Regions from separate parts of the Mus musculus genome. Here all the other regions are linked to region 3. The links are chromatin loops, found by intact Hi-C in ENCODE. Cell type or tissue: heart. All regions are shown on one strand.

The links. Hi-C counts contacts between places; a loop is a spot of excess contacts. Peaks named below come from ENCODE experiments on the same cell type or tissue, not always from the same donor. Only the 100,000 strongest peaks of a DNase experiment are listed, where the experiment ranks them.
Region 1: a loop joins it to region 3, with 7 times the contacts of the local background. A loop is called at or near these places in 23 of 42 quality-filtered maps.
Region 2: a loop joins it to region 3, with 2.6 times the contacts of the local background. A loop is called at or near these places in 6 of 42 quality-filtered maps.

Annotation. Positions count from the first base shown.
Region 1 is chr4:130,186,030-130,194,029 of GRCm38, forward strand. No RefSeq gene overlaps it. Among named protein-coding and RNA genes, the nearest start is that of Tinagl1, 15 kb to the left of the region's middle. In heart, no CTCF peak of the experiment used is centred here; DNase peaks (open chromatin) are centred at 3,122 and 3,732; H3K4me3 peaks cover 392 bases; H3K27me3 peaks cover 537 bases.
Region 2 is chr4:130,249,212-130,257,211 of GRCm38, forward strand. Serinc2 (serine incorporator 2) reads right to left here. Exons shown (of 10, transcript NM_172702.3): 9 at 6,145-6,354; 10 at 4,286-4,854. The coding sequence ends at 4,719. It overlaps Gm46724 (a long non-coding RNA gene), which reads left to right. Exons shown (of 3, transcript XR_003955118.1): 3 at 94-593. Among named protein-coding and RNA genes, the nearest start is that of Gm46724, 17 kb to the left of the region's middle. In heart, no CTCF peak of the experiment used is centred here; no DNase peak of the experiment used is centred here; H3K4me3 peaks cover 488 bases; H3K27ac peaks cover 2,467 bases; H3K27me3 peaks cover 540 bases.
Region 3 is chr4:130,133,815-130,141,814 of GRCm38, forward strand. It overlaps Hcrtr1 (hypocretin (orexin) receptor 1), which reads right to left and starts at 5,348. Exons shown (of 9, transcript NM_198959.2): 1 at 5,194-5,348; 2 at 4,265-4,382; 3 at 3,616-3,853; 4 at 3,298-3,476; 5 at 1,851-2,094; 6 at 1,456-1,571; 7 at 1-107. The coding sequence starts at 3,814. In heart, a CTCF peak has its summit at 4,790 (motif pointing right); DNase peaks (open chromatin) are centred at 4,797 and 5,457; H3K4me3 peaks cover 1,294 bases; H3K27ac peaks cover 880 bases; H3K27me3 peaks cover 7,246 bases.

The DNA of each region.
Region 1 (8,000 bases), 52 kb after region 3:
CAGCACGAGTTACCCATGCTCTACCTCTGATCTCTACCCTCAGCTCCAGAGCTGTTCTTCTTACTTTATATGTCTGTTGTTTGGAGACAGGCTCTTCAGTGGTAGCCCACTCTGGCTTCAAACTCACAGCAGGCCTCTTGTCTCGGCTGGGGCTATAGGCACGAGTCACCGGATCTAATCTTAAACAGTGCTATAACAAACCATTGTGCTTACACTGTTTCATCCATGAGCAAGAATATTAACAGAAAAAGTCCCCCAGCTACACTGAAGATACTACATTGATTTTTTTTTCTCCTTCTGGCTGTCCTGGAACTCTCTCTCTCTGTAGACCAGGCTGGCCTTGAACTCAGAAACCCACCCACCTGTGTCTCCTGGATGCTGGAATTAGAGGAGACCCCCATCACCGGACCAGCGTGAATTGGCTTTCTATTGCTGCATATCAGATTATCTCACACTCAGCGGTTTAAGACAACAACTGGCGCCATTCAGCACATACCCCGTGCTGGGTGGTGGAAAGCCCGTTAAGATGTGTGCGAGGCTTAGCTCTCATTTGGAAGGGAGCAGCTTCCAACTCATTCCCAAGGCAGCATTTGATTCCTGGAAGCATAGACCCCGGGTCCCTGCTGTCTTGGTGGCTACCAGCCTAGAACTCCCAGAGTCCTTCTTGCTCCCTTCAACGACAATCGAGAATCATGACAATGCCTCTTTCTCAGCCTTCGAAATAACAACTTCTGCTGGGGAAACCCCAGACTTCCAAGGGGGCTCCCCTGCCCTGTCTCCATCCACCCAGGATAATCTCCCTACTCCACATCAACTGACTTGGGACCTCACCTGCCCCTCTTCAAGCTCCCTTTTGCCACTTAATGGGATCTGATCACTGCCCTGGACACATGCAAGTTCAGGTCCTTGTGGAGATGAGACCGGCGAGGGTCACCTCAGGATTCTGCGTCCTGTGGGTATTTTTGTGATTTTTGCTAAAGATTGCCATCTTGTCCCACATACGGGCTGTGTGAAGGCGTCCTCTCCCGAGCAGTAATGTGCATGCCTGCTCGCTCAGGGAACGCAGCTTAAGAATGTTATCAAACTTTGGACTTCTGCCAATCTGATAGGAGAAAAACGGAATCTAAATGTATTTTAAATGCGTGCTTACGTTACCCATCACAGTGAGAATTTCTTCAAAAGCATAACAACCGTTTCCAGTATTTTTGTGGCTTCTAATTTTTTTTTTTAAATTTTAAACATCTATTGGTAGGGGGGGGTTGGAGTTTGGGGTGTACACAGAGGTCAGAGGAGGTAGGTGGGGAGATACTCCACCTTATATCTTTGAGGCAGGGTCTCTTCCTAAAGACAGAGCTCATATTTTGGGCTGGGCGTGTGGCCAGCAAGCTGCAGTAATTCCCACAGTACAGACATACTCTAGACCATGAAGTCCCAGCCTGAGAATATTAGAACCCAGGGCTCTTCAGGGATCCAGATCTGAACCAAGTTACTCATTACATATGGGGAACTCAACTCTCCAAGAGGGTGCTTCCAGGGAGAGGAGAAGAAACGGCATGTGTGTGATCCAAGTTCAGGTCCTCACAGTTTCAAAGCAAGCTCTCTTGAGCCATTTCTCCAGCTCCAAGTATTTAGGTTTCATTTGTTTGTTTGTTTGTTTGTTTGTTTCTTGCTGCTTTAAATACTTTTTAAAAATATGTATTAAGGTTTTGCTTGTTTGTATGTCTGTGTGCCATTTGCATGTCTGATACACGTGGAAGCCAAAGAGGGCATCAGATCCCCCGGAACTGAACTTATAGATGGTTGTAAATGGCCACGTGGGTGTTGGGAATATCCTTTGGAATTATCCAAGTCCTCTGGGAGAGCAGCCAGTGCTCGTAACTGCTGAGCCATCTCCTAAGTCCACACCAATGAAGCTTTTAGTTTTAAGCCTAGAAATGCCATTCTTTCAAACTACAAAATTAATTTTTTTGGATTCATTTATTTTATTTTATGTGTATAAGTGTTTTGCCTGTGTGCATGTATGTATGTATGTATATACATCTCTGGTACCCAGAGGAGGGAGTTGGATCATGAGGAACTGAAGTTACAGATGGCTGTGAGCTGCCATGTGGGTGCTGGGAATCAAACCTGGGTCCTCTATGAGAGCAACAAGTGTTCTTAACCGTAGAGCCATTTCTTTAGCTTTTCCAAAAATTAATTTTAAAAAGGAACTCTTCTCTTTTTTTCCTTGTAATGTGGTTCTATTTCCATTGTTTGCTTTTGTAATTTCTTGTTTTGGGGGGGGGGGGTTGTTTGCTTTTCAAGACTGGGTTTTCTCTATGTATCTCTGGCTATCCACGAACTCATTCTGTAGACCAGACTGACCTCAATTCGGAGATATATCAAGCGGCCTCTGTCCTCTGTCAAGAGGGCAGCAAGTCTTGCTCAACTCCCCCCTCTCTACTTCCCATACACCTGAATCCTCGAGGCAGGGGTGGAGGGTGGGTTAAGGGGTGGGGGTGGGGGTGGGGGTGGGATGGGGCTGAACCTTAAGAATGAGGGAGGGAGCTGAATGTGAGTGACTTTAATCCCAGCACTCGGGAGGCAGAGACGGGCAGGTCTCTGTGATTTGGAGGCCAGCCTGGTCTACAGAGTGAGTTCTCAGACAACCAGAGTTACTGCGTAAGAGCCTGTCTATAGATAGATAAATAAGATGTCATGGAGTGATGATGCATGCCGTTAACCCCAGCAGTTAGGAGGCAGAAGCAAGCAGACCTCTACGAGTTTGAGGTCCACCGGCGCTGCATAGTGAGACCCTGTATGAACAAATAAAAAAGAGGGAAGGACCGTGAAAGACAAGTTCAACCGTGTCATGTAGGGAGCAAAGACTGGCAGGTGTGAGAACCAATAGGAACTCAGCCTGGAAAGGGTTAGCAAACTTATGTCGGCGCCCCTCCCCCATGTTAGAGGAGGCATCTTCCAGAGTCTGTTAAATGGAGTGAGATGGAGGGGAAACGAGGTTTTGAACCTCAAGCTAAGTCATCTCCTCTTTATTACCACAACAAGAAGCAGAGACAACTAAACAAACCTGGCCTGCAGTGTCATCCCGAACCTCAGGCTCTCGCTGCACACCACTGCCATCTTGTGGCCGACAGGGAATTCTCCGGGACAGGCTTCCCGTGTCAGGGCTAGCGTGGAACTGAAGGAGAAGCTCAGAGACTCAGACTGGACCACCTTACTCATTACGTATGGAGAGATCAAGTCTCAAAGAGGGCACTGCACAGACTAGGGAAGAAGAGGTTAGATCGCACGTAAGCTAGCTCAAAGTTTACTGCATACCTCTGTTTGTTTTTTTTTTTCTTTTAATTTTTTTAATTAAAAAATTATTTATTGACTTGTTAGGTATGAATGCTTCTCTTACATGTATGTGTGTGCACTTGCATGCCCAGCATCCGGGATGGTCAGAAGAGGATTCTCTGGAACTGGAGTTAGAGACTAGTGTGAACTGCCATGTGGGTGCTGGGAATTGAACCCAGGCCTCTGGAAGAGCAACCAGCGTTCCTGATTTCTAAGCATTTCTCCAGCCAGTCTGGTTTTTATCAGCTGTAAGAGCCTGGGCAGGTGACCTCATCTCTCTGAGCCACACTCTCCACCTCTACAGAGGCCGCTCTTTTAACTATAGAGCAAGTTTGAGGCGAGCCTGGGCTACTTGGTATTCTTTGTCCACCCTGCCCTGCCCCCTCCTAAATGATATGACAGCTGAGACTGTCAGGGCGCTGGGCAGCCAGGGTCAAGGAGTTCCCAGAAGAAAGGGAGTAGCCACCATACGCTGAGCAGGAAGTCCCCTTTTATTGTGACATTTATTGGACATTTCCTGGCTCTGGGCAGTTTGGCCTGTTGTACCGATGACTTCACAAAGGAAGACAGACAAAAGTTCAGAGCACAGGTGATGTCTGGTGTGGTGGCGCACGTCTGTAATCCAAGCACTCAGAAGGCAGAGGCAGGTGGGCTTCTGTGAGTTCCAGGATAGCCTGGTCTACATATTAAATCCCAGGACAACCAGAGCGACACAGTGAGATTCCCATCTCAAAACAAACAAAAAGTATAATCACAAAGTTTATAGGAAATGGCTGGGATTTAAATATTAAGCTAGGTCACAGACTCTCAGAAAAAAAACCTGCATGCCCTGCTCCATGTGTGTAATATAGCCAATAGTATATGTGTATATATCTATTGTATACACACACACACAAATGTACATGTAGGCACAGGATAACATGTAGGAAAGAAATAAAAAGAAAGGCCGAGGAAGGGTTAAATGACCATTCAGTATAGAAGGTCTCTGACTTGTATAGCTTTGGGACTGGTTAATTCTGGTTGGTGTGTGATGGTTTTCATTAACAATGTTTTTGGTTTTTTTGTTTTGTTTTGTTTTGTTTTTAAAGATTTATTTATTATTATACATAAGTACACTGTAGCTGACTTCAGACACACCAGAAGAGGGCGTCAGTTCTCATTCCGGATGGTTGTGAACCACCATGCGGTTGCTGGGATTTGAACTCAGGACCTTCAAAAGAGCAGTCAGTGTTCTTACCCGCTGAGCCATCTCGCCAGCTCCCAACAACGTTTTTTATAATAAAGATTTTTTTAAAACATAAAACAAGGCTCTGTGGCTCAGTGGTTTGAGATGTCTGCGTCACCCTGACAACCTGGAGTCAAGCTCCAGTCTCAAAGGCGGAAGGGGAGAGCTGCTCCCAAGGTTTGCCCCTGACCGCCAAGTGTGCACTGTGACACATCCACGCCCCTCCACACACTAAACGAATAAACTTATGAAAATAAATAGAAACAGTGGGACTGAAGGAGCACAGAATGGAGGATAAAATGGCAAGTGCACAGCACACATAAGGGCCACCATTGAGCTGCAGTGAGCTGGCCACCTCACAGTGAGTCGCACCAAGGGACTTGAATTCTAGACTGTGTTTCAGGGATGGTCAGTCTTCATCTCAATGCTGAATGTGTTTTGAAGTGACGTTGACCATTTGTGCCTCTGTTCCCTGAAAGATGCAACTTAGCTCTCTGAGGAAAGCACCTAGGATTCATGTTAGTCACCAAAATACGTTTTCAAACTCACTGGCAAAGGTGGAGTGAGCATCTTCATGAGGAATGAAAGTTTCCCAGAATGACCACCGGGTGTTTTTTGTTTTGTTCTTTGTTTGTTTCTGAGACAGAATTTCTCGGTGTAGCCCTGGCTCTCCTGGAACCCCACTCTGTAGACCAGGCTGGCCATGAGCTCAGAGATCTGCTTGTCTCTGCCTCCCGAGTGTCACCACCACCAGGCTGTGACCATTAGCTTGAAGAAACCAAATTAAACTTCTAGGAATGAATAATAGAGTAATGAAAAGCCAAGAAAAAATTAGAGTGGCTGGGGCCTGACTGAAGAGAAAAAACCCTGGAATGAGCATGGGGACAGGGGACTAAAATGTAAGGCTAGTGAGAGGCTCAGTGGGTAAAGACACTAGCTGTCACCCTGATGACCTGAGTCTGGTGCCCAGACACACATGGTGGAAGGAGGGAGCAAACGCCCACAAATTGTACTTTAACCTCCATGTGCGCTCTCTCTCTCTCTCTCTCTCTCTCTCTCTCTCTCTCTCTCTTTCTGTGTGTGTGTGTGTGTGTGTGTTTGTTCCTGTGTCTCTGTCTCTCTCTATCTCTGTCTCTGTCTGTCTTTCCCTCTGACGCACATATACACATGTAAAAAAAAAAATCCCATCCACATGGTATCCCAGGTATCACACAGCTTGGAGGGGTGCTGTAAGTTTGAGACTAACCTGGTCTACATAGCAGGTTCTAGTCATGCCAGGGTTACATAGTGAGACCTTGTCTCAAACAACAACAACAACAACAGCTTAAAATAATACAAAGAAAAGGTATAAGACAGAGAGACCATGACAAATATGCACCATGGATTTAACCTGAAGTGCAGAAGGAGAAGGGGAGAAGCCCCCAGCACCCACCAGCACCCTCCAGCACCCACCAGCACCCTCCAGCACCCACCAGCACCCACCAGCACCCACCAGCACCCACCAGACACTGATTTACTGATTCAAAGAGCCAGACAAATCCCCAGCCAAGAATTTTCTTTTCTTTTCTTTTCTTTTCTTTTCTTTTCTTTTATTATAATAAATACACCACACCCATAGGGGTTGCTAATAAGGAGAAAAGCTGCCTACAGTGGGCCAATTGAAAATCCTGCACTTCCTCCCTTTAAGCCGCCCTTTAAGACGTCTGTTAATTAAGAAAAATGCACCTAGACACATCACGGCACAAATGCGAAATACTACAGACAGAGGAAGTCTCAGCATCTAGGAGATAAAAAGGTCTCCAGAGACACAGATTTGGAACAAAGGGGTTAGCTACCTTGACTCAGCTCCCAGCCCAGATGCAGAGTTTCAACTTCCTATGGATGATTTATTAACACAGACTGTTCTCTGGAGCCGTGGAGAAGGTCAGCAAACTCAAAGGCTGGAAACCGTCCGAACACCGTGTGCTCCTGAGCACAATTCAGTTAAACTAGAAAACAGTGATGGCGTAGTAAATACTTATAAATTAAACAATGAGCTGCTAAATAATGCATGGCAAAGTTGGGAGAGGAATTCTAATTAAGACAGAATATGTGAAAATGAGCGGTTGTAAGTAATGCAGGCTCATAGAGCGATGCAGGTTTGGGTGATATTAAGAAGAAGGAGGAAGAGAGGGAGCTGAAGAGATAGCACAGCCCTTAAGAGCACTGACTGCTCTTCCAGAGGTCCTGAGTTCAAATCCCAGCAACCACATAGTGGCTCACATCCACCTGTAACGGAATCCAATGCCCTCTTCTGGTATGTCATATACATAAAATAAATAAATCTTTGAAGGAGGAGGAAGAGGAGAAGGAAGAAGAAGAGAAGGAGGAGGTGGGGGAGGAGGAGGAAGAAGAAGACCAAAAATGGGGTGACAGCCCCAGCAATTGTGGGTCAGGCGATCAAGGTCACCCTCAGCTTCACAGAAAGTTCAAGGCCAGCCTAGGCAACATAAGATTCTGTCTCACAGTTTAAGAAGACAATGAAAAAGCTTTAAAATGAGGAGTAAAGTACAGAGTTAAGTGAAAAGAGGAAATACGTTTTTAAAGGAAAAAGTTGAACAGGTTGGCTCACACCTATATAAACTCAGCACTTGGGAGGCTGAGGCAGGAGGATTGCCATGAACTCCAGGCCAGCCTGAGCTACAGAGTGACACCCTGTCTTAAAGGAAATAAATAAGTAAGCAAGTAAGTTAATTAATTAAGCAATAAGAATTTTTAAATTTTAAAAAATATAATTCATAATATGGATAAACCTCTAACAAGAATAAAGAGAGAAAACCATCGGGGGGGGGGGCGGGAGGGGGAGAGATGGCTTGGCAGTTAAGAGCCCTTGTTGTGCTTGTGGAGGACCTAAAATCAGTTGCCAGAACCCACATCAGGCACCCTCTTATGGCCTCCTTGGGTACCCCTACATGTATAGTGCATGCACGCACACACACATACACACATATTCTAAAAACAAAGAGAAGAATAAAGGGGTGGGACATAGTGGCACACACCTTTAATCCCAGAACTTGGAAGGCAGAGGCAGAGGCAGAGGCAGAGGAAGAGGCAGAGGCAGAGGCAGAGGCAGAGGCAGAGGCAGAGGCAGAGGCAGAGGCAGAGGCAGAGGCAGAGGCAGAGGCAGAGGCAGAGGCAGAGGCAGAGGCAGAGGCAGAGGCAGAGGCAGAGGCAGAGGCAGAGGCAGAGGCAGAGGCAGAGGCAGAGAGGCAGAGAGGCAGAGAGGCAGAGAGGCAGAGAGGCAGAGAGGCAGAGAGGCAGAGGCAGAGGCAGAGGCAGAGGCAGCAGCCAGCCTGGTCTACAGAGAGAGTCCCAAGACAGGCAGATCTATGTAGTAAGAACCTGGAAGAGGGAGGGAGAGATGGAGGGAGGCCGAGACAGGGAAAACATTACCAGTATC
Region 2 (8,000 bases), 120 kb after region 3:
CTCCACTCTGCTCTCTCCACAGCTTCCCTGTTCCAGAATCAAGCAGTGCTCATTTAACTAACTCGACTTGTTCTGAGTACTTCTCTTTCTCAGGCTCTGTTGTAGGCCCCCAGGGAACCATGATGACGAGTGAGCATAGGTTCTCGATTGTATTGGCCTTGGGGAGAATTGGACCGCACAGTGACTGTCACACAAATGGATTCAAGGGTTACAGAAAAAAAAAAAAAAAAAGACACACAGTACTAGGAGGAATGGGTGCTGGTTAGAGTCTGAAAATGAATTATGCCTAATATAAAGGTAAGCTGTGAATTAATCTGGTGGCTGTACTGATTTACCTTGTAATCCCCAATAACTCTACAGAGAAACCAAGATGTATTTAAGACTGCACCTCAATAGCTGAGCAGTTAAATGAATGATGTGTCTTAAACCGCTATGCTAATCTGGCTAACTAACTCCCAGCCCCATCCCATGATGCTTGTGTATCGATCTGGCTCTCCAGACCCCTTCTTCATTGCTCCAATTCCTCCATCCTGCCTGTGATCTGACTCTCCTCTCCTTCTCTCTTCTGCCCAACCACTGGGTTATCAGCATTTATTGACAAGGCAGAGAATAAAAGGTAAGAACTGTTTATACAAACTTGAGACAGGAGATTCTTGGTATAAGCATTACAATGCTGTGTCCAGATTAAAACAGGATGGGGGGGGGGTGCAGAGAAGTCAGCATTTGAGTAGCACAAGGGTAAGCTCGCAGCACACAAAACATTATGCCTACAAGGTGCAGGGCCAGTACTTGCTGTTCTTATTACTAAAATTAGTGGCCAGTTAATTATATCAGTTAATATGGTTATTCCAATGAAAGTGGCCCTCAAAGGCACGTAGCCTTGAATTCTTAGTCCCCAGTTAGTGAATTGTTTGGGAAAGATCAGGAGGTGCAGCCATGTTAGAGAAGGTGTGCCACTGGGAATGAGTTATGAGATTTCAAAAGCTCATGCCAGGCCCAGGCTCAGTCGGGCTCTGTCTCAGGCAGGCTCTGTCTGCCTCTGTCTGTCTGTCTGTCTCTGTCTATCTATCTATCTCTGTCTCTCTCTATTTCTGTGTGTGTGTCTCTTTGCCTGTCTGTCTGCCTGTCTCTGTCTCTGTGTGTCTCTGTCTCTCTCTCTCTCTGTCTGTCTGTCTCTGTGTGTCTGTGTGTCTGTCTCTGTGTGTATGTGTCTGTCTGTCTCTCTGTCTCTGTCTGTCTGTCTGTTTGTCTATCTTCTCTTCAGCTGCTGCTCGAGGGTCAGAAAGTAAAGCTCTCAGCTTCTGCTCCAGTGCCACACCTGCCTGCTTCCTGCCGTGATCCCCCCAAACTCCGGAACCTTCTAAACCTATACAAACCCTCGGCTAGATGCTTTCTTTTGTAAGCCTTGGCCATGCTGTCTCCTCACAGCAGCAGAACAGTAACTAAGACAGTTAGCCACGCATTCAGCTGCACTGCTGTCCCATTAGGCACAGTAATGGGACTCAGATATACTGGGGTTGGCTTTCCCCATCTCAGTGACATCCGGACCAGGCATAGCAGAGCTCCCACAGACATCAGGGACCCAAACTCTTCCATGTCTCCTAGGCAGATTTCCATCCACGGGTTTGTTGTTCTAATCATCCCAAGAAGGTTGCTGTAGCTCCACACACTGCTTTGAGTTAAAAGGCAGAGCAGGACCTTATAACAGAAAGGCAAACACAGTCAGCATTTTCTCCTATATCCGATTAGCTCAGAGAGGCTGCAAAGTGGCCAGGCAGCAAAGGGAGAAGGGGCTGATACAGTTAGGGTTTCCATTGCTGTGAAGACACACCACGGCCAAGGCAACTCATAAAGAAAAACATTTAATTGGGGCTGGCTTACGTTTTCAGAGGTTCAGTCCATTATTGGACAGCTAGGAGGGGGGCCTCATTGCCCACCCCCACAATGATACACTTCCTCCAATAAGGCCACACCCACCCCAACAAGGCCACACCTCCTCCAACAAGGCCACACCTCCTAATAGTGCCACTTCCTGGGCTGAGCATATTCAAACTACCACAAGGGCCGAGACTGTCTGCTGTGTAAGTACTGAGTGCAAAGCACTTTATGGCTTACAAGAAAGCTACTGTGGCCGCGGTCATGAAAAATCCAGGTGAGGTCCCGAGAGGGTAATAACACACAATGACACATCAAGGCAGACAGAACTAGCCAAGCCCAGAGCACTCCAAGCACTGTCTGTTTCAGATGTCATCGACCAGCTTTGCATTCACCCTGCCCCCCAACCCCCTTGTCACTCTGCAACCTAAACTGCAGGTGGGGCTGAAGGACAGTGGCCTGGGGACAGGACGTTGTAGTTCCTCAGACTCAAGGACAGCTCTTTTCTCAGTCCCAGTGCAGTAAGGAAGCACACCCTATCAGGGGCTTGCAGGCAACAGAGCTTCTCTTCCCAAAGAGGGGAAGTGACCAGAAAGGGATAGTGACAGGTCTACGAGGAAGAGAGGGTATGTGTGGTGGGAAGGAAGAACTGAGGAGCCAGGAACAGATGGGAGGGTGGGTGAAAGTCAGGTCACTGGGTAGCAGGAGAGGGGACAGCTAAACAGGTTCCCTGTGGGTGGAAGTCAGGTCACTGGGTAGCGGGAGAGGGGACAGCTAAACAGGTTCCCTGCCCTGGTGGGTGGTGACAACCCTACCTCTAGGCTAATGAGTGTGACACCAAGGAGACAAGGGGAAAGTCCTTCACCTACTTAGAATAGTGGCTCTTTGCTCTGCCCCTCCCCCATACCACCAGCAAGGCCCGGCCCAGCCCCTGGCACGTGGTGAGTGCATTGCTGACTGAATGATCTGAGACTGTAACAAGCTTACAACCACAACCACTTTTTCTTTTTTTGGGGGGTGTTGTTGAGGGAAGGTTTTTTGTTTTTTTGTTTTTTTGTTTTCTTTTTGTTTTTGTTTTGGGTTTCTCTGTGTAACCCTGGCTGTCCTGGAACTCAGTTTATAAACCTACCTCTGCCTCCCGGACAAGTGGTGAGATTAAAGCTGTGCACCACCACATCTGGCAAATCAACCACCTCTACAAATACACAGGCCACGAGGACACCCTGGGCATTTCTTTTCTCCTGAAGGAGAAACAAGGAAAGAATAGCAATGCATGGTGCTCTGACAACCTCACTCAGAGGATCTCGGGGGGCGGGGGTTGGGGGGGCAGGGGGCGGGGCAAGCACATCCTCCAGACCCATCCCTAGTGAGAGCCTTCCTCAGCTTCACGAAGTCCAGCCTTTATGCGCCCCACCTCACCCAGGGAAATCTGTCTAAAATACTATGTGACTCTACCACTCAGCTGTAGTCATGGGGAACATCCCAGCATCAGCTCACAGCTTTAGGCCTTCTGCCAGCTCAGTACCCCAGTAGTTCCCCTCTGTCTAGTCTCCCCACATCCCCTGAGGGAGACTGTACCATCCCGCCCACACCTATCTCCTTGATTTCCTCTGACCCCGCATGCTGTCTGCACTCCAGTTTGTACTTGCCCTTGAGCTCCTCTTCCATGGCCTTGTGTACCTCAGCAAATGTCCTCTCAGCCCAACGCTTCCTGCTCTGTTTTCAGGGTGTCTATTTGAATCCCTATACTCCCCGAAACCCTGGTGGTACCTAGGAGATGGTTGTGTCCTGGGCAAGACTATAGAAGCACCCAAACAGACTTTCAGGCCACACCCACACAAGGCCACACCCACAAGTGGGCGGGATGCCTGGCCTGCACTGGAGTGATAGGAGCCTGCCTGTGACCTTCACAACACTGAGCATCTCTGGCTGAGCCTGTTGTACAGGCCACACACTCCTTGAACCACTGCAGAAGTCATTGACCAACCAGGCAGCACCACGTTCCTCTAATCATTGAAGAGCTAGGAGCCCTGGCCTCCTTAGAGCCAGGCAGGCTTGGTGGCTCCAGGGCACAAGTCCTTTCCCAACTGTTTTAAGGCCTGGGAATGTCGTGGGTCTTCTCTGGACTCCCATGACATCAAGCCCAAGGACCACGGCGGCCCTTGCTTAGAGAAGTGAGTGATGACGTCCAGACTACAAATACAGGACAGAGGAGAGCAGAGGGGAGCAGAGCTCCCAAGCAGACACTGTAAACAAGGGTCCTGTCTAGCTCATCACCCCTGTCCTCTGTCCTGCTCACCATACTCTTCAACACCCTCATTCCAAGCACGCCCCAGCTCCCAGGTTGGCTAAGGAGGCACGGGGCCTCCTCACACCAGGGGTGAGGCACACAAGACATGGGAGGCACACACAGGTACTGGCATGTTTATTGAGTGAAGTCTTAGAGACTCATTAAGGCACATGGTCTAGGAAGGGGGTGGGCTCTGGAGGCCTGGAGCACAGGCCTTAGTGTATAGGGTGGGTACCCCCACAGGCCTTAGTGTATAGGGTGACCCCCCCCCCCCTGTCAGCTGAGAAGCTCTGGGCCACTCTCTACTCTCATGCCCTCTTCTGGAGACCCTGAGAACAGGGGTTAACTTCAGTCCCAAGGGTGGGTATGCATGATCATGGGCAAAGGAAGGCAGGGCTTGGGTCAGAGCATAATGTCCCACAGACCCTGGAGGCACTGAGAATGGAGAATCCTGACTTGAGCGGGTCCTGGAAGAGAGCAGATAGCTGTGGCCAAGGGTGGGCTGACCCTTGTTGAGCCCCAAGGCACCAGGTAGGCAGGCAGCAGGGCATTCTCAGCTGAAGTCTCTGTTGGGCAGGAGCAGGGGTGCCACTAGGGTCCACAGGTAGAGGAACAGCCCCGCCCAGCTGGCACAGATCTTCACCCACACTGAGGTCCAAGTGCTGATCATCTTCCGGGTCTCTCCAGGGCTGGAACACACCATCGGGCTCATGAGCCTGGTCCCCAGTACTGTGACCTCAGTCTTGTTCCCTGACCTGATGAGCCAGCTGAGACATCAAACCTCAACCCTGGCTCTTACCGTGCCACTCCAATCCCTGTGCTTCACACTGGAGACACCTGACCTAGGACCCTGGACCCCAGGTCCAAACTTAACCTCAACTCCAGTCCTGACTATAGTTTGAGGCCTCCACTTGATCTCCTGACTCCTGGTCCCTCACTTTGTCACCGTGAGCCAGGCACGGTGATGCACACCTCTAATCCCAGCACTTGGGAGGCAGAGGCAAGAAGATCAGAACTTCAAGATCATTCTTCGCTGCAGAATGAGTGTGAGGTCAACCTGAGCTATATGAGACCCTGAACAAAAACAAAACAAAAGTCCTAGGGTCAGCGGTCCAGGCCTGCAATCCCAGCCTCTCAGGCAGTAGGGTAGAAGGATCTCAAGTTCAAGGCTCACCTGGGTCACACAGAGAAACTCTGTCTTTAGGACTGTGCCACTCAGTTCTTTGGCTCCTCATCCCTGAGGACTGATGAACTTCACCTTAACCCTGCTTGTCCCTGACTTTGGTTCTTAAGCCAATAACTCATCCTCGCCCCCGACCTTATTACCCTGACTTCAGCTCGTTGCCTCCCTACGTTAACCAAATGACCTGTGTATATCGACAGACTATGACTCCCCAACAATCCTGACAAGATGTGACTCTCAATGGTCCCAACCCTAACTCTAGACCTCTTGATTCTGACTTTTGTGTGTTTGTTTGAGACCAGGTTTCTCTGGCTGGCCTAGAACTCACTCTGTAGACCAGGATGGCCTCAAACTCATGGAGATCCCTCTGTCTATGTCTCCTGATGCTGGGATTAAAGATACGTGCCAACACTGCCTGACGACTCTTACTCTTAATTCTGTGACTTCGAGTCTAACCGCCCCATCCTAATCCTGCCCCTCCATGCTTCCCACACCAGATTCCCCTACAGTCCAGCCCTGATTTGCAAACATAGTCTCCCTGCTCACCCCAGCCTCACCTCCTAACTGTCCCTTCTGGTCTCGAAGCAAACATATCAGAAGCTGGGCTAAGAAGGCACAGCAGGGAAACTAAGGCAGAGCAAGGGTTGGGTTATGGGGATCTAAGGCAGACCCCTGCCACCTATGTTCCCAAGCTCTGAGCAGAGACCAGAACACCCATGAGTAGCTGGGGGAAACACACAGTGAGTCCACCTGGGGCTGGCCAGGTCCTGCCACCCACCAGGCTGCTGAGGCATACCTGTACCAGTTGGTAAGCGTCATCATGACATGCAGGGAGGCCAGCACCAGGCAGAAGTGGAAGAAGGAGTAGCTGTAGGTGACACCATCCTGCTCATTGTCATAGGCTCTGCCATCACTGACGGCCACCTGCTGCTGCTGCACCATCTCTGCCGGACACTCCTCTGTCTGCATCAGGCTGTTCACCTGACGGTGGTCAGAGGATCGCAGGCTGTGAGAAAGGAAGGCAAGCTGTTAGGGCCACTAACAGAGGTGAGCAGACACAGCACAGCAGGGTGTGTCTGGAAACCATCACAGTACTGCATGGGCTTGGCTCCTTGGAGGCCCAGGGAACAACAAACTGCTCAAACCCTCAGGTCTACTCCGACTCCTTATACCCCTGAGTAAAATACACCCTCTGTGAACCCTGGATTCCCTCAACATATCTCATGAATGCCCTGTACAGGGTATAAACTAGTCATTTCATACTATTCCCAGAACAGGTGCTGGGTACTGAGTACGGAGTACTGAGTACCAAGTAATGAAAAGCACCAAATGGGGCTGGAGAGATGGCTCGGCGGTTAAGTGCACTGACTGCTCTTCCAAGGGTCCTGAGTTCAATTCTCAGCAACCACATGGTGGCTCACAACCATCTGTAATGGGATCTGATGCCCTCTTCTGGGGTGTCTGAAGACAACTACATCAATATATATGTTCTCATCCTATATATAAAATAAATAAATAAAATCTTTAAAAAAAAAAAGAAAGAAAGAAAGAAAAAGCACCAAACCAGGAGCTGCTTAAGTTTTGGTCATTTTGACACAAACTAGCTAGGGTCTTCTAGGAAGAGGGAGCCTCAATTGAGGAATTGCCTGAATCAGCAACAGCTTCTAGGTAGACTTTGGGACATCATCTAGATTAATGATCACTTCAGGAGGACCCAGAAGGACCCAGCTCACTGTGGGTGGTGCCACCCAGAGCAGGTTGCCCTGGACTAAGAAAGCAGGCTGAGCAAGCTATAGGGGGCAAGCCAGAAACCCATGTCCCTCCTCCTCAGCCCCAGCCTCAGCTCCTGCCTCCTTCTGGGTCCTGGTTCTGACATCTTTCCGGGATGGAACAGTTGGAGCCTGGAAGCGTCAGCTGAAGTAAATCCTCTCCTCCCAAGTTGCTTTGGATCGTGGTATTTATCAAAGCAACAGAAGGAAAGTTGATACAGCTTGTTTTGGGGCGGGGGAGGGGTGGAGAGTGTATGTGTATGCATGTGTATACGTGGGTGTCCTTGCCTGTAGTAACATGGTGTGTGCGTGCGTGCGTGCGTGCGTGCGTGCGTGTGTGTGTGTGTGTGTGTGTGTGTTTGCATGTGTGTCTATGTGTAAACACTCGTGTAAGCCAGAAGATGATGTTAGGTTTCTTCCTCAACTGCTCGGCTCAGCTACTTTAATTTTTGAGGCAGGGTCTCTCATTGACCCTGGAAGGTGACATTTCAGATACCCTGGCTGGCCAGCAAACTCCTGAGACTCCCCTTGTCCCCCACCCTGCAGGGCAGAGGCTATAATACTGTGCTTCAAGTCTCTGCTGGAGACCCACACTCAGGCCCTCTGGTTGTTTTGTATGAGAATCTCAGGTAGTCCAGGCTGGCCCGGAACTCAGTCACGTTATAGCCCAGGTTGTTCTAAAACTCACAGCAGCCCTCCCTCCTGCCTCTCCCTCCCAAAGGTTGGAATTACAGGCATGAGCCATGTCTGGAAACCTTGAACGTTATTAGTCTTAGGGATTTTGTCTTAGCAATCATTCATGTTTATGGAAAGGAGGCGGAGGGGAGAGACGGGGTGGGGGAGAGGGGAGGGGGGAGTCGGTAGCAGAGCACTGGCCTATCAC
Region 3 (8,000 bases):
GCTCGGGCCCGGGGCTGGGGCTCTGTACAGAGGCCCTGGTGCTGAGCCTCCAGTTGTTCCGAGGGCCGTTTCCAGTTCCGCACCAAGGCTGATGTGGTACCAGGGATCTAGCCAACACACACACACACACACACACACACACACACACACACAGAGGAAGGAAAGGTGGATGTCTCCTTGAGAGAGTCATTCCCTATGGTTAGGGCCTAGTGAGCAAGTCAGGGACATACAAGGACACTGCCACATTGCGGGGTTCTGAACACCCCTCTAACTGCTCCCCCATCCTCCTGAGATCTGCAGCTCCGTCTTTGGGACAGGATGAAAAGCTGAGTCATGAAGAGATGTCCATGTCACACTGTAGGGAGCCCTGGGAATCAGGAAGGGCACGGGGAAGGCCTGACACCAGCTCTCTGCCTAGGCAGATGCCTTGCAATCACCCCACAGCCAAGAGGCATGGATCCAGGATGCAAGAAACTAGAGTTTAGAGACTGCTCATACATTTGTGAGCTGTGACTTCTCTAGTCCTTTGCTTTCTTAAGGTAGACCAGCCAGGAAAGGCTCTAACTGGGTATGCCTACATCTCCCAACCCATCTCCCAACCCAGTGCCCTGCATGGCCTAGGCATGGGTAGCACTGTGCAGAACGTACATGATATCCCAGAATGTCACTGAGACCTGTCAGCCCGTGACACGTGTTCTCTCACTGCCTAGATACTGGCTCAGGACTTACTGCCACAGTACAAATGGCTCCTAGCACCCACCTTTCTGTGAACACAATCTCAGCAACCCCACTAAGGCTCCATGTAATGAGGAGAAAGCCAGGCCTGGAACCAGTTGGCCTGGCTGGCCTTAGCAGTCACACTCAGGGGTGGGCAAGAGTGCCTCACTGGGCAAGTGGTCTGAAACTGCAAAGGTTAACATTCTGATCCTAAGCTGAGCTCTGGAGCCTGGCTTGGGTTTTGACCTCTGATTTTCTGCTGGCTAGCTGAGTGCTTTCCGGAGGAGGGAGGGACATTGTGTTGCTTCTCTGGGTCTGTTTTCTCACATTTTTAGGGGGGAGGGGAATAAGATATGGCGGTTAAAGCCGGCTTTATAATCCTAGCTACACAGGAGACTGAGGCAGGAGAATTGGATGTTCAGTCTAGTCAGACCAACTTAGCAAGACCCTGTAACATTTTTAAAAAGGACAGAGGGAACCTGGATCAGGGAGAAAGGCTCTGTGCATATTCTTTAGTGCTGGAACACTTGTCTGGCTTATGCCAAAGCCCTGGAAGGTAATTGATTAATTAAAAGAGGCTGCAAGTCACTTTGGGGCCTCCAGCTCCCCACGTCCCTGGGCCTGGCCTCGCTATATTCGCAGTGCAGATAATATGTTCCAATGTCAGGGACCATCTACTCCCTTAGAAAAACAGCTTCCCCCTTCCCAGCCCAGACAGCGACAGCAGATGAGCCTCACCTGGCGGCCCCAGAGCTTGCGGAAGATCTGGAAATAGGCCATAGCCATGAGGCCCAGTGGGGCCAGGTAGGTGACAATGAAAAAGCAGCTGTGATAGATCTTGGGGTAGAGTTCATCTGTAGGTCGCAAGACACAAGGGTCAAGTTCACCCTGGAGGTCCCCGTCTGCCTCAGCAATGCCACCCTGTCCCAACATGAACCAAAGCAAGACCTGGGGACAACTGAATTCACATAAGCACCTTGGGTAGAGAGAGAGCCTAGAATTGCCCAGTCTAGTGGTGCCAGCCTGGAGGGATCCCCAGCTGATGCTCACACTAGAGGAGATACCTACCCTGGGGGTACCCACCCTGAAAATCCCCTGCCCTGGGGGTATACACCTCCAGAAGTGCCCATTACCTGCCCAGTGCTCATCACAGACAGAGAAGAGCCGGGTGCGATTGGCTAGCTCAGGCAGCACGCTGCTGCACTCCATGACAGCAGCCTGGGGCACCATGACAGCCAGCGACACAGCCCAGATGCCCAGGATGGAGCCACGGGCACGGCGAGCTGTGCTCTTGAACAACAGTGGGTGGCAGATGGCATACCAGCGGTCCAGGGCGATGAAGCTGAGAGTCAGCACTGCCACTGACACCGACACAGCCTGCCCCACAGGGACACAACATCAGAGGTAGGGCGGGGCAGGGGGAGGGGAAACAGTTCACAGCCCAGAGCTACCAGTGCAGCAAATCGTGACTCCACCCCTTTGTGCTGTGTGAATTTGGGCAAGTCACTCACCCTCTCTGAGCCTCATCTGCAGAATGGGAATATAGCATCTATCTGGCAGGATGCTGGTGAGAATAAATGAAATCGTGTATGGAAAATGTCCAATTGGAGACCTGACACACACAATGAGACTTTGTGTGGCAAACAGACCTCTCCCTATTTTTTTCTAAATAATTTTTTTTATGTACATTGATGTTTTGCTTGCATGTATGTCAGTATGAGGGTGTTGGATCCCCTGGAACAGGAGTTACAGACAGTTGTGAGATGACATCTAGGTGCTGGGAATTGAACCGGGGGCCTCTGGAAGAGCCAGTGCTCTTAACCCCTGAGCCATCTCTCCTACCCCTCCTTTCTCTACTTTTAAAACCTATGAAGTAGGTGTCCTGGTACAGTGAAGAGATGAGACACATGATCTCCATCCACAGAGGGGACCAGTTGGGCAGAAAACCTTAAAGCAGTGTGAAGTCCCTGAGGCATCACTGTCAGCCCGGGAGGTCACCCCTATGCTGTTGGGAAATCTCTCTTGGTCTGAGCGGCACAGATGAATTGACTGGTAGTATAGGTAGGCATTGCCTCCAGGGTGCCCTGTTTCCCAGGATACAGGAAGAGGACCAAGGGCTACTAAGAGGCCGTGGTGGTCTCTGGCTAGTCCTCTTCCTATTCCACTGATATCATCTGGGTGTCCTGGTGTCCAGCGTTGGGGAAGGAGACTAGAGAGAGAATTCTGTTTGTCTCTCTTGGTCCCTACTGGAGTCAGGGAGCAGACCTGTTAAGTGCAGGTCTGTCACTGTGGGCTTCTGTCTCTTCTCTGCATGTGCCTGTGGACCCGAAAGTAACTCTGTGTGTGTGTCTGTGTGTGTGTATGTGTCTCTGTGTGTGTGTGGTCAAGTTTGTCTATGTGTGTATGTCGGGCTGTGTCTGTGTTCCCAACTGTCCAGCCTGGTGGTTTGAATAGCCCCACAAGAGTCCTAAGCCAGTGTAACTTGACTGAAAGGCAAACAATAAAGTTACTGAAAGCCACCAAGGTCATAGGTTTTGGACAGATGTGGTAGAGGGTGCTGAGGGCCATGGGAGAGCTAACCTGGAGATAGGGAATGACCTTGCACAAAGCCTGGCCGAAGAGCCACGACTCGGTGATGTCCACTAACAGGCTGGCAGGCAGGCAGATGGCAGTCACCAGCACATCTGCCAGGGACAGGTTGACAATGAAGTAGTTGGTGACTGTCCTCATGTGGTGGTTCCGCCACACAGCCAGGCAGACTGCAGAGAGCAGCAAGGTGAGGTGAAGCCAGTTAGCAAAGCCACACACATTCAGGCCCCATCCCGACCTCACCAGCAAGAATGGGTATGAAGGGAAGGCCCAGGACTCCCTCTAGTTCAGAAGAAAACAGACACCTACCCAGGGTATTGCCCACCAAGGCTATGAGGAACACAGCCACGTAGGCTGCAATGAGAACCCACTCGTACTGCTTCGGGTAGAGATAATCGCGCCACAGGTATCGGAGGAACTCGTCCTCATAGTCTGGAGGCAGATGGAAGGGTTCCCCACTACTAGTGGGGACTCCAGGCTGGGCCCCAGGAGTGGCCGAGGGTTCCATGAGTTTAGGAGCCACTTCAGCTGAGGAGAGTCCTGGGCTCTGTGGAGAAAGAGAAACTCCCACAAGCCCTCAGCCCACTCCTTTCAAAGGCCCTGGTCTTGCCCTCAGGTCTTTGGGGTCTCAGACCAAACTTCCTGAGGGAGAGGAGGTAGGGAAGAAAGGAAGGAGGGAAGAAAGGAGGGGAGGAAGGAAGGAAGGGAGGAAGGGAGGGAGGGAGAGAGGGAGGGAGGAAGGAAGGAAGGAAGGAAAGAAGGAAGGAAGGAAGGAAGGAAGGAAGGAAGGAAGGAAGGAAGGAAGGAAGGAAAGAAGAGGACATTAGGGACTTTGTCTACCTCCGTCTCTTTATTCTTAGTCATGGGGTGGGAATGGTGGAGCTAGGCACCTTTTACCTCCCTCCTTGAGACTCAGTTTCCCCACCCAGTGGTCCAACAGAGTATTAAAGTTACCTACCTTCCAGAGCCACGATGAAGAGTATTGAGCTCTAAGGTTTGGGAACTACTTCACCCAGAGCCTGGTACACCCAGAAGCTGGCCCTCCAGTCAGTATTCGGTATCATTATTAGCAAGCCCTGTTGTGTGGATGGAGAGACGGGAAGCTGAGAGGTTGAGTCCCTTGTTCAAGGTCACAAAGCCAATCCAGGACAGTCTGAGTCCTCCGGCCACCACAGATTTAGGAAGGAAACCCATCCCCAACGACAAATATTCTTTCTTGAGTCAGTCCTCAAGCCTTTTCCCTTGGCTGGGAAAAGGGTGCAGGGAGATATTAAAGACCTAGGTCCCGCCCACTAGACTTGCCAGATCCTCCTCAGTGAGCGTACACGCGCGGGAACGCACAGACCCGCGAAGAGGAGTGCGGGTAAGCACCTTCCTAGGAGAGACGAAAGGAGGATCCTCACGCCAAGAAACAGGCTTCTCAAGACCCCCCTTGCTAGGTCTCCTGGAGTCCCCGGGGCCGAGATGCTCCCCGACGGCCGCCAGGGGTCGCTGAGCCGGTGCGCAGGCCGCTCTCCATTCATAAATCCGGCCTGGCTCAGGCCGCTCCCTCCTCCCTTGCTCAGACCCCTTCTTCCCTTGGCTGGGTAGGGACGACCCCAGATTGGTGTTAAGAGGATGGACAGTCCTTTCGAGAGCCCTAGGGGAAGGGGCAGAGACATTGGCCTACCGATTTCCCAGCGGGACCTCCCTGCTCCTTAGGGGGTCTGGGAGGATTCCCAGAAGGGGCAGCAAGTGCGCTAAAGGGTACCTCCCGGAGGTGAGCGGAGTGGGGGGTGGCGCAGTCTTCCGGCACCCAGGTCCCCAGAGACTCCAGCCCCCTCCATCACCTGCCGATGCTCTTCTGGAATCCCCAAGTCAGTCCTGGGGGTCGCCCACGCCCCGCACCTGTTGGCTCCCGGCCCCGGGCATCCTCCGTTGCTGGAACCTGGACCTTGCTCGCGGGACTTCGCCTTGGTGCGGAACTGGAGACGCGGCGGGGTAGCCCCCTCCTGAGGCGGCGCTGTCCGCTCAGTGGCTGCGTGGTCCCGGCTCTGGTGCCCGCGGTAGCTCGGGAGGGCTAGGGAGGGCTGCGCGCCGCGGGGAGGGGAGCGGAGCGGGATGCTGGGAGGAGAGGGGAGGGAGCCCCGGCCTGTCTGCACTCGAGGTCACCCAGCTGGAGCCCCGCCTTGTACTTCACGCTTCCATCCACCTCCATTCACGCGTCCACTGGCTCATTCACATCCTTCGCACACTTACGCTCCCGCCACCCGGCATTCAGCACGCACCTGGGGTGGGGAGCGTCGAGGGGCCACAGAGCAGGGGTGGACCCCACCACTACTTGCTGCCTCACCTGACCGATTAGGGTGGTGGCACAGGTGAGTGGCATAAGGGTAAGAGGATGCCGGTGCCGCCTTCAAGCAATCTCAGGACGCGCTGGAGCAGCTGGTGTCCAGAGATGTCAGAAAGCCCTGATCTTTCCCGTTCTCCCTGCCCCAAATCCTTCTTGTTCACATTTACTTTCCCCCTCCTAAAGCACAGACATGAGGTGGAGGCAGAAGAAGGGAAGCTGGAGGCGTTCATTAACTCAATATTTACCAATCTCTGTGGCAAGCAATGAACCTGTAATACGGCCGCCATTTCCACAGGATACTCAATGCATGATCTCATTTAATCCCCGCGTCAGCCTGGGGGAGATAGTTATTACTGTCCCCATTTTACAGATAAGTCCTTGGATACACACAGCTCGGGGCTTTGCCCAAGGTCAGAGGCAGTGCTGAGGTTCGAACCTGTGTTTCACTCTCAGATCTCCCAGAGCCCCTCTAACCCCCAGTTCTGCATAGGATGTAGGCTTCCGGGGAGTAAGGCATTTCCCTATGGTGTCCACAAAGATGGGTGAGACCTAGGGAGCTGAGAGTCACAACAGAGCAGAAGAGCTCACCCAGGACTTCCTAGAACAGCAACACCTGCTCTGAAGCCGGAAGCAGGACCAAGTGGCCCTTGGGTTAACACGGAGGTGTGTGTGTGTGTGTGTGTGTGTGTGTGTGTGTGTGTGTGTGTCTTTAAGGCAGACAACAGCAGGTGCACATGATTGGATCAGGTCTCCTGGGAATCCTAGCAGGTGGGTGGGGACTTTGTCCACCTATCACCTCAAGACAGTGTCGTCCAAGCAAGGGTCCTTTCTCACACATCCCTTCCTTCCTGGGAGTTGTAACCACCATCTTCCCTTTGCAGCCAGACCCTCTTCTAAGGCACTGGAGATGCAAACAGGGGGTCTGTGAGCAGATGACTAGGACATCACCCTTCTGGGTCTGGTGACCTCTATCTACTCTGGAAGAATGGGAGTGGCTGGACCCAAGGCAGAAACTCTGTCCTTGGGTAGTTGTGGCATCTGTATGCAAGAATATAGGCCACAGATCTCTAGGACTCTAAAACTGTCATGTCTGCTCTGAGTGCTGCCTGAGGCAGGGGATGGATGAAGGACTCCAGAGAAGAGGGACTGTGGTGTGTGTGTGTGTGTGTGAGAGAGAGAGAGAGAGAGAGAGAGAGACAGAGACAGAGACAGAGACAGAGACAGAGACAGACAGAGACAGAGACAGCGACAGAGAGAGGCAGAGAGACAGCAGAGACACACAGAGAGAGACACAGTGGGGTGATAAGGGAGAGGGTTTATATATTCACAGAGGGTGGTTAGGATGTCTCTAAAGAAACTAGCCATGGGTATTTGTGTGTCTCCGTACGAGAGTAGGCTTTTGGATGATGATTGGCTTCCCCCTGGGTAAGAGATGTCTTATGTGTCTTGATTTGTCCCTTTGTTTTGGTGTCTGTGTCTAAGGACTGTATGCACACGTGTGTATGTGCGTGCGCTCAGTGTATTTCAGTGTGTCTCCCTGTGAGTTTGGGAATGTGCGTGTGGGCATGCCTTTGTGTCTACAGCTCTGCAAGTGTGTGAATGTGGAACTCGGTAGTCTGCTCCCATGGTGATGAGTCATCCTTCTGCATTCTGTCCGCACCCCCCCTCCCCAAACACACACACCAATCTGGAGCTGCGACCATTTGCCATGTAGGGGTCCCAGAGGAGGCTACAGCACGTGGGGGATGGGAGGCAGATCATGCAAGGACATTCAAGTAACAGCTGCTGCAGGCGATGTACAGTCAGGGATTGTGGAAGATACAGATCGCTGCGTGGGCAGTGGGCAGCCCAGGCTCTGCACCAACTCTACAGTTCAGAGCTGTGGATTCCAAGTCCCCTAGGCGCTCTAGCTTGGATAGAGCAAACAGCCTCCATTCTTCCAAGGCAGTGTACACAGGGGGAGGGGGAGTGCCTTTGTCCATGTGTGTGGATGGAGACTGGCTGCTATTCCTTTAAACCATGGAGAGATACAATGTCTTAGCATCTTAGGGCCAGTCCCAGCCCCACTGACCATCTCAGCTACCCACTTCTCCTGCTTTATTCCTGTGTACCCCAGAGATGGCTGCCCTCTAAGATGAAAGTCATGAGGGACACCTGAAGGGGGCAGATCTCCGTTCCTCACCCATCTGACCCTGATTAGCAGGAGACTGTAGGAACCAGGACTGTCTGGTCCTGAGTTGGGTACCCCAATTCAGCTACAGATGCCTAGAGAAATGAGAGAGAGAGAGAGAGAGAGAGAGAGAGAGAGAGAGAGAAAGAGAGAGAGAGAGAGATATGCTTAGAGGACTCCTGAGCTGGGTGC